2 separate regions of the Homo sapiens genome follow, and region 1 is linked to region 2. A link is a contact called in ENCODE Hi-C or POLR2A ChIA-PET data. All regions are on one chromosome and are shown on one strand. Each heading gives the region's core, a stretch centred on a gene start or an enhancer-like site at or near the end of the contact. The rest is flanking DNA. Distances are from core to core; before and after follow the strand shown. Region 1 overlaps LINC01841 (long intergenic non-protein coding RNA 1841). Region 2 has its middle 42 kb from the start of ADGRL1.

Region 1 (6,599 bases), core at 2,415-4,914, 100 kb after region 2:
AGGTGTTAACTCCCTTTCCCTGACTGTGCCTCAGTTTTCCTCTTGGGCATACAAGAAGCTGGCAGGGCTTTGAGGCTACCCTCTGGGAGAGCTTTGGGCATGGTGCCTTGACTCAGACCTCGGAGCAAGTACGAAAAATCACTTCCGATCGGCCTCATTAATAACACAGTTGCTAATGTGGCAGTAAGACAGTTCCCTGGCCCCTGATTAAAAACAGAAGTTTCCCCCACATTCGTGGAGATGGAGCAGAAGGGAAAACAAAGACAAGCACACTTGTGCCAGATAAATACAGACGCAAACACATGCATGGCAGATAAACACACACTGGCACACCAAATATACACACAGCCGGCTGCAGACATCCGGGTGGGCTCGCACAGCCCGAAGAGACCAAAAGCCCGGGTGGGCTCGCACAAAAAGGAACAGAAACCGCTGCAGAGATGTCCCGCTGGACCCTGGCCACATCTGGGACCTGATCACTTCAGTGTACTTGAACAGGAGACAGAGTGTGGGAAATTGACATCCCTGGGAGTAGCCCTGAGCCAGAAATGGAATGAGTTGGTGGATAAATACCCCAGCTCCCTCCCCAGCATATGCCTAATCCACAGTCTCCCAGAGACCCCTGGAGGGATCAGGCCCCAGTTTTCCGTAGTGACAACCTGTTTGATATCCCTTGTCATCTCTCTTCTCCCCTCCCCAGGTTTCCTGTGTTCATTTCCCAAATAAACCACTTGCCCTCCAACCCTCTATCAGGGTCTGTTTCTGACCTGTATGTGTACCTCCCAGAAGTATACACAGCAATGGGTCTCAATGAGGGTAACTCTGTCACCCAGGAGACATTTGGCAATGTCTGAAGGTATTTCTGGCTGTAAAATTGGGGCAGGGGGCCAGACACAGTGACTTACACTTGTAACCCCAGCACTTTGGGAGACCAAAGTGGGCGGATCACTTGAGGTGAGGAGTTCAAGACCAGCGTGGCCAATATGGGGAAAACTCCATCTCTACTAAAAATACAAAAATTAGCCAGGTGTGGTGGTTAGTGCCTGTAATCCCAGCTACTCGAGAGGCTGAGGTGGGGGAATCACTTGAACCTGGGAGGCAGAGGTTGCAGTGAGCCAAGATCATTCCACCTCACTCCAGCCTGGGCGACAGAGTGAGACTCCATCTCAAAAAAAAAAAAAAAAAAAAAAAATGGGGGCAGGGGTACTCCTGGCATTTAGTGGGTCCAGTTCAGGGACGCTCAATGTCCTACAAGGGACTGGGCAAGGTGGCTAAGGCCTGTGATCCCAGCACTTCGGGAAGTCAAGGCACGAGGATCACTTGAGGCCATGAGTCCAAGGCCAGCCTGGGCAACATAGCAAGACCTCATCTCCCCTGCAAAAAAAAAAAAATCCTACAAGGCACAGAACAGTTCCCCAGAGCAAAAAATGATGTGGCCCCAAATGTCAAGAGTGCTGACATTGAGAAACCCTGGTCTACGGGAAGCCACTGGGCCCCACGTGGAAACAGCTCAGTGCACGCACATTATTCAAATGCAGACACAGTGGGTGCACCGGCAGCATTAGACCACACATACCCACTGTGCACCAAGTCCTTGAACTAAGGAAACAGCAGGATCATCCACACCTGGTGTGTTTTCCTACCAAGATGTATAAACCAGCAGAGGAGACCCCCAATTCCACCCAGATGTGGGGCCCTGCCCAGACCAGCTTTTTGTGCAACTCACAGACACCCTGGAAAGTGGTTCAATGACCATTAAAACCATTTTAGAGACGAGGCAACTGAGGCCCAGACAGGGTAAGTGTTTTGTTGTTGTGTTTTTGTTTTTGTTTTTTGAGATGGAGTCTTGCTCTGTTGCCCAGGCTGGAGTGCAGTGGCACCATCTCAGCTCACTGCAACCTCTGCCTCCTGGGTTCAAACGATTCTCATGCCTCAGTCTCCCAAGTAGCTACAGGCGCGTGCCACCACACCCAGCTAATTTTTGTATTTTTAGTAGAGACAGGGTCACTCCATGTTGACCAGGCTGGTCTCGAACTCCTGATCTTAAGTGATCCTCCCACCTTGTCCTCCCAAAGTGCTGGGATTATTGGCATGAGCCACTGTGCCCAGCCCAGACAGGAGAAGTTTATGACCCAGCTAGAAACCCAGAGACCCCTTAGGCATGTGTAGACATGCTTTTGAAGGCAAAGAGGGTAGGATGAAAGGAGACCCTCCCCACCATCATCTCGGAATTGAGATAAGGAGGGACAGGAAGGGCTTTAGCTTCCCAGAGGGAATCCTGTATCACTTTGGGTAACTAGAAAATCTATTGAAAAATGTTTTTAGGCTGGGCGAGGTAGTGCTCACCTGAAATCTCAGCACTGAGGGAGCCTGAAGCAGGAGGATGTCTTGAGCCCAAGAGTTGGAGACCAACCCGGGCAACATGGCAAGACTTCTCGTCTCTGCAATAAATAAAATACAATTTTTGTTGTTGTTGTTGTTTGTTTGTTCTTTTGAGACGAAGTTTCGCTCTTTTTGCCCAGGCTGGAGTGCAATGGCGTGACCTCAGCTCACTGCAACCTCTGCCTCCCGGGTTCAAAGGAGTCTCCTGCCTCAGCCTCCCGAGTAACCGGGATTACAGGCGCATGCCACCACGCCCAGCTAGTTTTGTATTTTTAGTAGAGACGGGGTTTCGCCATGTTGGCCAGGCTGGTCTTGAAATCCTGACCTCCAGTAATTCACCCGCCTCAGCCTCCCAAAGTGCTGGGATTATAGGCGTGAGCCATGACGCCCAGCCAAATACAATGTTTTTTAAACATACATTGTTTTTTAAACATTGGCTGACTCTTGGCCAAGCATCACGCCTGTAATCCCAGCACTTTAGGAAGCTGAGGCGGGCAGATCACTTGAGGTCAGGAGTTTCACACCAGCCTGGTCAACGTGGTGAAACCCTGTCTCTACTAAAAATACAAAAAATTAGCTGGGCGTGGTGGCGCGTGCCTGTAATCCCAGCTACTCGGGAGTCTGAGGCAGGAGATGGCTTGAACCCAGGAGGCAGAGGTTGCACTGAGCCAAGATCCTGCCACTGCACTCCAGCCTGAGTGACAGAGCAAAACCGTGTCTCAAACAAACAAACAAACAAAATGGGCTGACTCTGGACTCACACAGGCCTGGTGTCTCCAATCCCAGCCTTGCCATTTTCTGGCTCTATGAACCTGGGTGAGCCGCATCGCCTCCCTGAGCCTCAGTTTCCCCATCTGTAAAACGGGGATTCACCCATTCACCATTCCACAAATGTGCACCCAAGACCCACTGACACCAAGCGCTGCGCCCAGCTCTAACCTATATAAAGTTAAGGAAGAACACGAACATGGTAAGTGCGTCTCCCCCTCCCCCAGGCATGGAGCTGCTGAACTAGTTTTGGGAATGGAATCAGAGCACGCGTGGACAGATGGAGGGAGCCCTCAGCTGCCCGGACTCTGCAGCCCACCACCCCCACTCTTCTCAGATCCCCCTCGTTTGACCAAAAAGCCCCTCTACCACGAGGTAGGACCCCAAGCAGGATCCCAGGGACTGGCGTCCAAATCCGGGCCAGGAACTGACCCCAGCAGCCAGACCCGGGACGGGGCTAAAGCTCGGGTTTTTCCACCTCCGCTTCCCGCCACTGCAGCGCGGGGAGCGAGCGCCACCTGTGGGCCTCCAAGGGGAGGTGCGTGCGACTCCCGGGGAGGTGGACGGTCGCCCCCGTTTCTCCCCAACCCGGGGGACCTCGGGCCCTCCAGGAGTTTCGGAAACAGCTCTCATCTCTTAAATTCTCCTCCACAACCCACTTTTCCCGGCTGCCATTTCCCAGCTAGAACTCGTCGTCCATGCATTCATGCAACATTTATTGAGCACCTACTGTGTGTATTGAGCAAACCTAGATCATTGCTCTAGGTTTAGAGTACACAGAAGACAGAATGGGGCTGGCTCAGGCCTGTAACCCCAGCCACTCAGGAGGCTGAGGTGGGAGGATCACTTGAGCCCAGAAGATGGAGGCTGCTGTGAGTCATGATGGCACCATTGCACTCCAGTCTGAGAAACACAGCGATACCCTGTCTCTAAAAGTAAAAAGAGGCCAGGTACAGTGGCTCGGCCAGGCACGGTGGCTCACGCCTGTAATTCCAGCACTTTGGGAGGCCAAGGCGTGCGGATCACGAGGTCAGCAGTTCGATACCAGCCTGACCGACATGGTGAAACCCCCTCTCTACTAAAAATACAAAAATTAGCCAGGCGTGGTGGCGGGCGCCTGTAATCCCAGCTACTCAGGAGGCTGAGGCAGGAGAATTACTTGAACCCAGGAGACGGAGGTTGCAGTGAGCAGAGATCGTGTCACTGCACTCCAGCCTGGGCGACAGAGCAAGACTCCATCTCAAAAAAAAGAAAAAAAATGGAAACAAAACAGATAAACCTCCATGCCCTTCTGGAGCTTACAGTCCAAGGGAAGAGAGAAGAGAGGAGGAAGAGGACAACAGGCTGCAAGATCATTGCTGATGGCAGTAAGTGCAGTAAGTGTTCTGAAGGAGAAAGTATATACAGGGATGTCACTGAAGCACCTGCTGTGGGTAGAGTGGGTGGAGTGGGCTCTGAGGAAGTGACGCTTATCCTGAGGCCTGAGAAGAATAAAGCCCCAGCCATGCCGAGTCTGGAGCCAGGATTTCCAGTAGAAGGCGCAGCCAGCGCAAAGGCCCTGTGGCAGAAAGGAGCTCGGGTGTTGAACAGTGGGAAAGGAGGTCACAGTAGCCAGAGCCGAGAGATGAAGAAACAGGTGGGCTGCGATGTCAAGGCCTATTTTGGAGACAAATCTGATCTCTCACTCCCCCTGAGGAGTCACCTCCTAAAAGCCCGAGGGGAGAAGAAGGCTCACACTGAGCTAAAAGCCCTCCAACACCACCAGCTGCACCCTTCTCGTCGCCCACCCACAGATATGGTGTCGCCCACAGAAAGAAGCCCTGGCCCATGCACTGTCCCCCTACCCACCCCACCACTCTCCCAGGACTTTGCCTCTGACCATATTGACCCCAATTATGCAGTTAAGGTGCACGTGGTCGGCTCTGCTTGCAAAGTCCCCTTCTTACCCCCTGCCCATCTCCCTGGGAGACACAGGGAACCATGCAATGTGCCTTCCAAGACCAATGCTTGGCCAGGCGCGGTGGCTCATGCCTGTAATCCCAGCACTTTGGGAGGCCGAGGTGGGCGGATTGCCTGAGGTCAGGAGTTTGAGACTAGCCTGGCCAATATGGTGAAACCCCGTCTCTACTAAAAATACAAAAATTAACCGGGCGTTGTGGCAGGCACCTGTAATTCCAGCTACTCGGGAGGCTGAGGCAGGAGAATCACTTGAACTTGGGGGGCAGAGGTTGCAGTGAGCTGAGATTGTGCCACTGCACTCCAGCCTGGGTGAAAGAGTGAGACTCCGCCTCAAAAAAAAAAAAAAAAAGTTGCCAGCCCCACACACGGACCTCAGCCCGGCCTGCCCCCTTTGCCTTCATACTCCCGAGAGCAGTCTCCCCATGTGGCCTGACAACCCCAAAAGGGACTATGCAGGGAGGAGATCTGGTTTCATGAACATTGCTCTTGGGATCCCTGCCTGGGGGTGGCCACGAGAGAGGCTGTGGGTCTTGCGCAGCCACAGAAGGGGAGCAGAGCCCTGTCCCCGACTCCCCGCCAGTGCAGAAGGGGTACACCCTCTCTCCACAGCCTGGCCTCAGTTCTGGGGACTGCCTGGCTATTGGGGAGAGGGCAGAGCCTCTTGGAGCTTGTAATTAAGGCTTCAGAGGCACCGACTTAATTACTACCTTGTGAAGGGTTAATTACCCCTAATTGTTCAGGAATCAGGCAATTTTTGTGCCTTCAGAGAATCAAAATATTTTCCCTTCCAGAAGTGCCTCCTCCCTTTTGCTTTTTCTAATTTCCCTGCAAGGAGGGGCACGATGGGCTGGGTGGGGTCCGGAGGATCGGAAACCACCAGTCTCCCCTCAGAGAACACACTTGCCGGGCCTGCCGCAAGCAAGAGCGGGATTCAGAGGAGAGAGGTTCCCAGCCAGCTCAAGGCAGGAAGACTTCCTGGAAGAGGTGGCCATGGGTTGGTCTTAAGGACCCCAAGTCAACCTCCCAGGTAAGCCAAGGGCTCCTAGAATTCTGTGCCACCTAGAGGGTAGCAGGGCCTGGGGAAGCTGGAGCTGATGGTTTCAGGCATGGGAATGCTGCCTGGAGTCTCAGTTTCCTCACTTGTTAAATGGGGCCAGGGCTGCGATGAGCCAGGCAGAGTGAGCAGGGAATAAAGGCTGCCCTCGGAGATGAAATCCTGGTGGGCACCGAGAAGACATCACTCATCTGCAGCTCATCTAGCTTGTTGCTCCTCTGCCTGGGTTTGTAGTAATGTAAGAATTAGGGCCCACCCACTTCCCAGCCCTCATCTCCCTGCCTTCCTCCTAACCCCCTTGATGGGCTTTGAACACACCGCACTGGTTCCCAACTCAGAACTTTTGTCCCTGGTGTTCCCCCTGCCTGGCTTACTTTCCCCCCTGATGGTGCTGTGTCTGAGAAGCTTTTGTCCTGAAATGTCACCTCCTCCAGGG
Region 2 (5,788 bases), core at 2,565-5,064:
TTCTTTTTTTTTTCCCCCTGAGATGGAGTTTCACTCTGTCATCCAGGCTGGAGTCCAGTGGTGTGATCTCAGCTCACTGCAACCTCTGCCTCCTGGGTTCAAGCGATTTTCCTGCCTTAGCCTCCCGAGTAGCTGGGATTACAGGTACACGCCACCACGCCCAGCTAAGTTTTTGTATTTTTAGTAGAGACAGGGTTTCACCATGTTGGCCAGGCGGTCTCAAACTCCTGACCTCAGTGATCTGCCCACCTTGGCCTCCCAAAGTGTTGGGATTACAGGCATGAGCCACTACGCCCGGCCAAGACCTCAACTCTTAAATAAATAAATAAATAAAGCCAATACCATCCCTGCAGAGTTAGCTTTCAGGAGGGCTTATATTCTAGTTGCTGAGGGATGGGGTGGCTCAGAAATAATATTGGTTATGGGAATAACTTGTACTGTGGTCCAGGCACTGCTTTGAGGACTTCTCATTCACTAAGTCAATTATTCATTACCCGCTATATAAGGTGGGTTTTTTGTTTTTGTGGATTCTTTTTTTTTTTTTTTTTTTTGAGATGGAGTCTCGCTCTGTTGCCCAGGCTGGAGTGCAGTGGCGCGATCTCGGCTCACTGCAAGCTCCGCCTCCTGGGTTCATGCCATTCTCCTGCCTCAGCCTCCCGAGTAGCTGGGACTACAGGCGCCCGCCACCATGCCCGGCTAATTTTTTGTATTTTTAGTAGAGATGGGGTTTCCCCTTGTTAGCCAGGATGGTCTCGATCTCCTGACCTCGTGATCCGCCTGCCTCAGCCTCCCAAAGTGCTGGGATTACAGGCGTGAGCCACCACACCCCGCCTTGCAGATTTTTTTTTAGAGACTACAGGTGTAAGCCATTGTGCCTGGCTTTTTTTTTTTTTTTTTTTTTTTTTTTTGGTAGAGACAGGGTCTTGCTATGTTGCCCAGGCTGGTCTCAAACTCTTGGCCTAAAGGGACCCTCCTACCTTGGGCTCCTGAGTGGCTGGGATTACAGACTCCGGACACTGCACCCGGCTCCAGGTGGGTTTTATTACCATCCTCATTTTATAAATGAGGAAAGGGGCTCGGAGAAGTTAAGTAACATGCCCAATGTCACACAGCTAATAACTGTGAAGCCGGGATTTGAACCCAGGTTCTTGGATTCGAGAGCATAAGACCCTGAGTTCAGGTAAGTAATACAATGTCAGCTGGCTGTAAGACAGATGATGGTAAATAACAGGGACCACTAGGCCTGGCAAGGTGGCTCACACTTGTAATCCCAGCACTTTGGGAGGCAGAGGTAGGCGGATCACCTGAGGTCAGGAGTTTGAGACTAGCCTGGCCAACATGGTGAAACCCTGTCTGTATTAAAAATACAAAAATTAGCCAGGTGTGGTGGCATGTGCCTGTGGTCCCAGCTACTTGTGAGGCTGAGGTGGGAGAATCGCTTGAACCCAAGAGGCGGAGGTTGCAGTGAGATCACACCACTGTGCTCTAGCCTGGGTGACAGAGCGAGACTCCATCTCAAAAAAAAAAAAGGCCAGGGGCGGTGGCTCACGCCTGTAATCCCAGCACTTTGGGAGGCCGAGGCGGGCGGATCACGAGGTTAGGAGATCGAGACCATCCTGGCTAACACAGTGAAACCCAGTCAATACTAAAAATACAAAAAATTAGCCGGGCATGGTGGCGGGCGCCTGTAGTCTCAGCTACTCGGGAGGTCGAGGCAGGAGAATGCCGTGAACCCGGGAGGCGGAGCTTGCAGTGAGCCGAGATCAGGCCACCGCACTTCAGCCTGGGCGACAGAGCAAGACTCCGTCTCAAAAAAAAAAGGCCGGCGCGGTGGCTCATGCCTGTAATCCCAGCGCTTTGGAAGACCGAGGCAGGTGGATCACCTGAGGTCAGGAGTTCTAGACCAGCCTGGCCAACATGGTGAAATCCGGTATCTACTAAAAATACAAAAATTAGCTGGGCATGGTGGCATGCGCCGGTAATCCCAGCTACTCAGGAAGCTGCTTGAACCCAGGAGGTGGAGGTTGCAGTGAGCCGAGATTGCACCACTGCACTCCAACCTGGGCTACAGAGCAAGACTCCGCCTCAAAAGAAAAAATACAAATACAAATAAAATAAAGAGAACAGCCAGTGGGAAGTCCCAGAAATGGGCACACACTGGGTGTGTCTGGGGTGCAGTGAGGGGCCCCCTGTGGCTGAGGCGAAAGTCTAGGGATTATTGCACCCACTTTGCACGTGTGACCTTCCACAATTCTTCACACAGCGACTCCTTCACAACAGTCTCATGACATAGGTTTTTATAATTCTCCTCTCTTGACGGGCGGGGAAACTGAGGCTCAGGGTGGCTAATTGAGCCACAGCCAGAAAGCAATGGAGCTCCAATCTGAATCCAGGCAGCCTGCCCCCACTGCCGAACTCCAAGGGAAACACAGTAGGGAGCCAATGCCAGCAGGCTGGGAGGGCTGCCTGGAGGAGGTGGATGTCACCAGGACCTGCGGGAGGACCCTGAGGAGCAGGGAGGGAGGGAGCTGCCGCTGACCAAGGCACAAAAACATGTTCCTGGGGCAGTTCTTGGAAGGCAGATTTCCAGGTGCCTGCCCCCAATGTGGCCCTGCCTCCCGCTCCCCCTGGCCCCCTCTTCCTAGAGGGAAGGCGGCAAGAGGCGCTTCATTAGCGCCTCTGAGGCCCCAGCAGCCCCGGGGGGATGAAAAGGGCCTAGGAGGGGAGCCGTCCTAATTTTGGCACACCTGGCAGGGGGCCCAGGGCCACTGAAAGGGATTCAGCTGGGGCCGGCTGGGCAGGCCCCGTCATTGTTCCGGCTAGATCCGCGGTCAGGGCTTCAAATGCAAAATCGGGCTGGGGATGGGGTGGGGGCGCCGGTGGCCTCTGCTCTTCCTTTAATAGACCAAAGGACTCTGGCGGCTTAGCTCTTTTTCCTAATTTAAAGGTATTTTCAGGCGTTTGGGAGCTCCCCTACGGCGAAGCAGGAAGGCTGGGAAGTGGGGGGCCTTGAAACTCTCTTCGTGGTTGCCCGCGGAGGATGGAGGAAAAGGCGGGGAGGAGGGGGGCTGAGGTTGGTCTGGGGTCACTGGTGGGGCGCTGGGCAGGTGGAGACCCGTGTTGAGTTCTCGGCTGTCCTCTGCCCCAGTTTCCCTCTCTGGAACCTCTGTCTGGTTTCTGGAACCGTCCCCAGCAGGTAGGACGGATGCAGGTGTGCCCAAACGGCAGTTTCTTCCTAAGGAGCTCTTTCGGGTCAACTCCGGAGGCCTTGACTAGGGAGGCAGATGGAGGAGGCTTGATCCCTCTCAGCATGGCAGCCGTGGTGCCAAGGCAGGAAGGAGGGTAGGGAGGCAAGCCAATGGGGTGCAGCGGCCTCCATGCCAGAAAATGGGGGCTCCCTGGATCATCTCCTCGGCGGGAGGGTGCACGGGGACCAGGAGAGAGAACCAAAGGACCCCGCTGGAGGGGGGCTTGGAGCCTAGAGACAGTTGAGGGGGTACTGTCTTCCCCTCTCTCCTGGCCACGCTGCCCGGTCGGCCTTTTTCTCCCCTTTCCCTCCCCTTTTGCCCCCACCCCCGCCTGCCCCCCTCCAGGCCCCAGCGCCCCCCACTCCCAACCCCCCGGCCTGCTCTCCTGCCTCCCCCGTGCCACCTCCTTGGGCTGCGTTTCTCTTCCCTCCTCCGAGTTCCAGGCCATCCCCTCTCCCCCTCCCCAGCCCGCCCTCCTCCTTCTGACTGGCTCCCGCCTCCCTAACGCTCTCTCAGCCTCCCAGCCCCCTCCTCCCTCCCTCTCTCTCTCCCTCTCTCCCTTTCCTTCCTTCATCCCAGCCTCTCTTCCCACCTTCCCCAGCAGGAGAGAGGGGGCCGCGCTCCCCCCAGCCCCTCCCCCTCTCTCCCTGGGGCCGCCGCCATCTTGCAGGATGCTGGGGAGGGAGCCGCGTGCAGGCCATGGAAACAATGCATCTTTTATGAAGCGATCCCCGCTCCTCGCCTGGAAACCTTGCATTAATGCGGCATTGATTTCCCTCGTAATAGAGGGGGCTCTCCCGCGCCCCCAACCCGAGGGGCGCAAGAAGGGAGGGGGCCAGTTTCGGGGGCGAGGAGGGAAAAGTGGAGGGTGATGGAGTCATCGCTCCGGGCTCCCAGCTCTGCAGCCGGCGCCCTCCCCGCGCCCCGCCTGGAGACCCCCACCCCACCCCGCAGGTGGAGGTTCCCAGAGTGGGGGAGGGGTTCCGGCGCGAGGCCCTCTAGTAACTTCTGGGCTGAGACCCAGCCACAGAGTCCCGGCCGATGGGATCCCCACCCCCCTATTCTCAGCCCTGGCATTGGCCAGAAAGGGCGCAGGAGACCCTCGGCTGCCCCTGGGGCCCGCTGTCTGCGGCCAGGTCCTCTGGGACACGTGTCCCCCCCTCCCCCCAGAACCCTCCGAGGTTCCCCAGCTCCTCCAAGCCCTGTTTCCTTCCCCTCTTCCATCTTGCCGCCTCACTCCCATCCTTACAGCTCCTGCCTTCCTCGTCCTCTCCTGGCTCCCCCCTTCCCCTTCCCTGCTGCCTGCCCCCTCCCTCCACACCCCCTTCCCTGCGTGCTAATGGCCCGGTGGCAGGCGGCTCCGTGGCTGTTTCCGGGGGAGGCGGGTTTGCAGCCAGGGGAGATGTTGGAGCGGTTTGAGGAAGAAGAATTATACATACATAAATCTGGGATAATGACGGTGTTGCTAATGGGGCGGGCGGCGGCAGCTCCCGGCAGTGCCCCCCCACAAACACACACCCCATCACACACACTCAGGGACCAGCCTGGCTTCCTGACGCGTTTGAGGGTCCGTGGGCCCCGATCATCTCCTTGACTGGCCCTGAAACATCCCTGCTGCAGATACGGGGTCCATGCTCATTTGTGACATCAATGAAACATCCCCCTCCAGCCCCCCAATTCAATTTGCGGCTTGCCACTTTGCTTGCCCTGTGGCCTAGGGGTGAGTAGTTACCCCAGCAGGACAGGTGTGTTCACTTGGGTCTTATTACCCCACCACCAGCCTGGACCCCCCACTCCTCTAGGTTTTCTGAGGTCACACCACCCACCACATGACATCTTTTGCATAACTGAAGGAAGGTCAGACGGATTTTCTTACCCTTTCTCCATTTCATAGCTGTGTGACCTTAGGCAAATTACTTAACCTCTCTGAGATTCAGTTCTCTCTACTTGTAATTTGGGAATAATTATGTTCAAAGAACCTGAGGCTGAGGTGGGAGGATCACTTGAGGCAAGGAGTTGGAGACCAGCCTGGGCAACATAGCGAAACCCCTGTCTCAAATTAAAAAAAAAATTTTTTTGAAAAAATTAGTCAAGGGCCAGGCACAGTGGCTCACACCTGTAATCCCAGCACTTTGGGAGGCCAAGGCAGGTGGATCACTTGAGGTCAGGAGTTCAAGACCAGCCTGGCCAACATGGCGAAACCCTGTCTCTACTAAAAAAAAAAAAAGTACAAAAATTAGCCGGTGTGGTGGTGCATGCCTGTCATCCCAGCTACTCGGGAGGCTGAGGCACGAGAATCCCTTGAACCGGGAGGCGGAGGTTGCAGTGAGCGGAGGTCGCACCACTGCACTCCAGCCTGGGCAACAGAGCAAGACCCTGTCCCTAAAAAAAAAAAAAAAAGAGAACGTGAATTCACCCACTTCTTTCCACTTTTGTGCTTCCCAACTCCTTCATCACTTGCCTGGATTTACTGAGGTTGCCTTGGCCACAGGCTCCTGGCTTCTGCCCTGGCCTCCATCCGTCCTTACCACAGCCCAGAG

What was found. A loop is a pair of places that touch in the nucleus more often than their neighbours do. ChIA-PET counts read pairs that join two places held with the same protein, here RNA polymerase II (POLR2A). Pooled maps may share reads with other maps.
Region 1: a loop to region 2 is called in a pooled map, with 2.4 times the contacts of the local background. The contact joins two enhancer-like sites. A Hi-C loop is called at or near these places in 2 of 50 pooled maps. POLR2A ChIA-PET finds 5 or more read pairs at or near these places in 9 of 52 experiments (BJ, GM12878, WTC11 and 6 more).

Annotation. Positions count from the first base shown.
Region 1 is chr19:14,344,969-14,351,567 of GRCh38, forward strand. The region is part of intron 1 of LINC01841 (long intergenic non-protein coding RNA 1841); the gene reads right to left. Among named protein-coding and RNA genes, the nearest start is that of LINC01842, 15 kb to the left of the region's middle. RefSeq lists enhancers at 3,346-4,224, 5,023-5,524, 5,525-6,024. Within about 2 kb of position 3,665, at least 3 of the 41 ENCODE cell types and tissues checked have a DNase peak (open chromatin) inside an H3K27ac peak, as active enhancers do.
Region 2 is chr19:14,244,922-14,250,709 of GRCh38, forward strand. No RefSeq gene overlaps it. Among named protein-coding and RNA genes, the nearest start is that of ADGRL1, 42 kb to the left of the region's middle. RefSeq lists silencers at 3,295-3,354, 3,455-3,504 and an enhancer at 4,831-5,348. Within about 2 kb of position 3,815, at least 12 of the 41 ENCODE cell types and tissues checked have a DNase peak (open chromatin) inside an H3K27ac peak, as active enhancers do.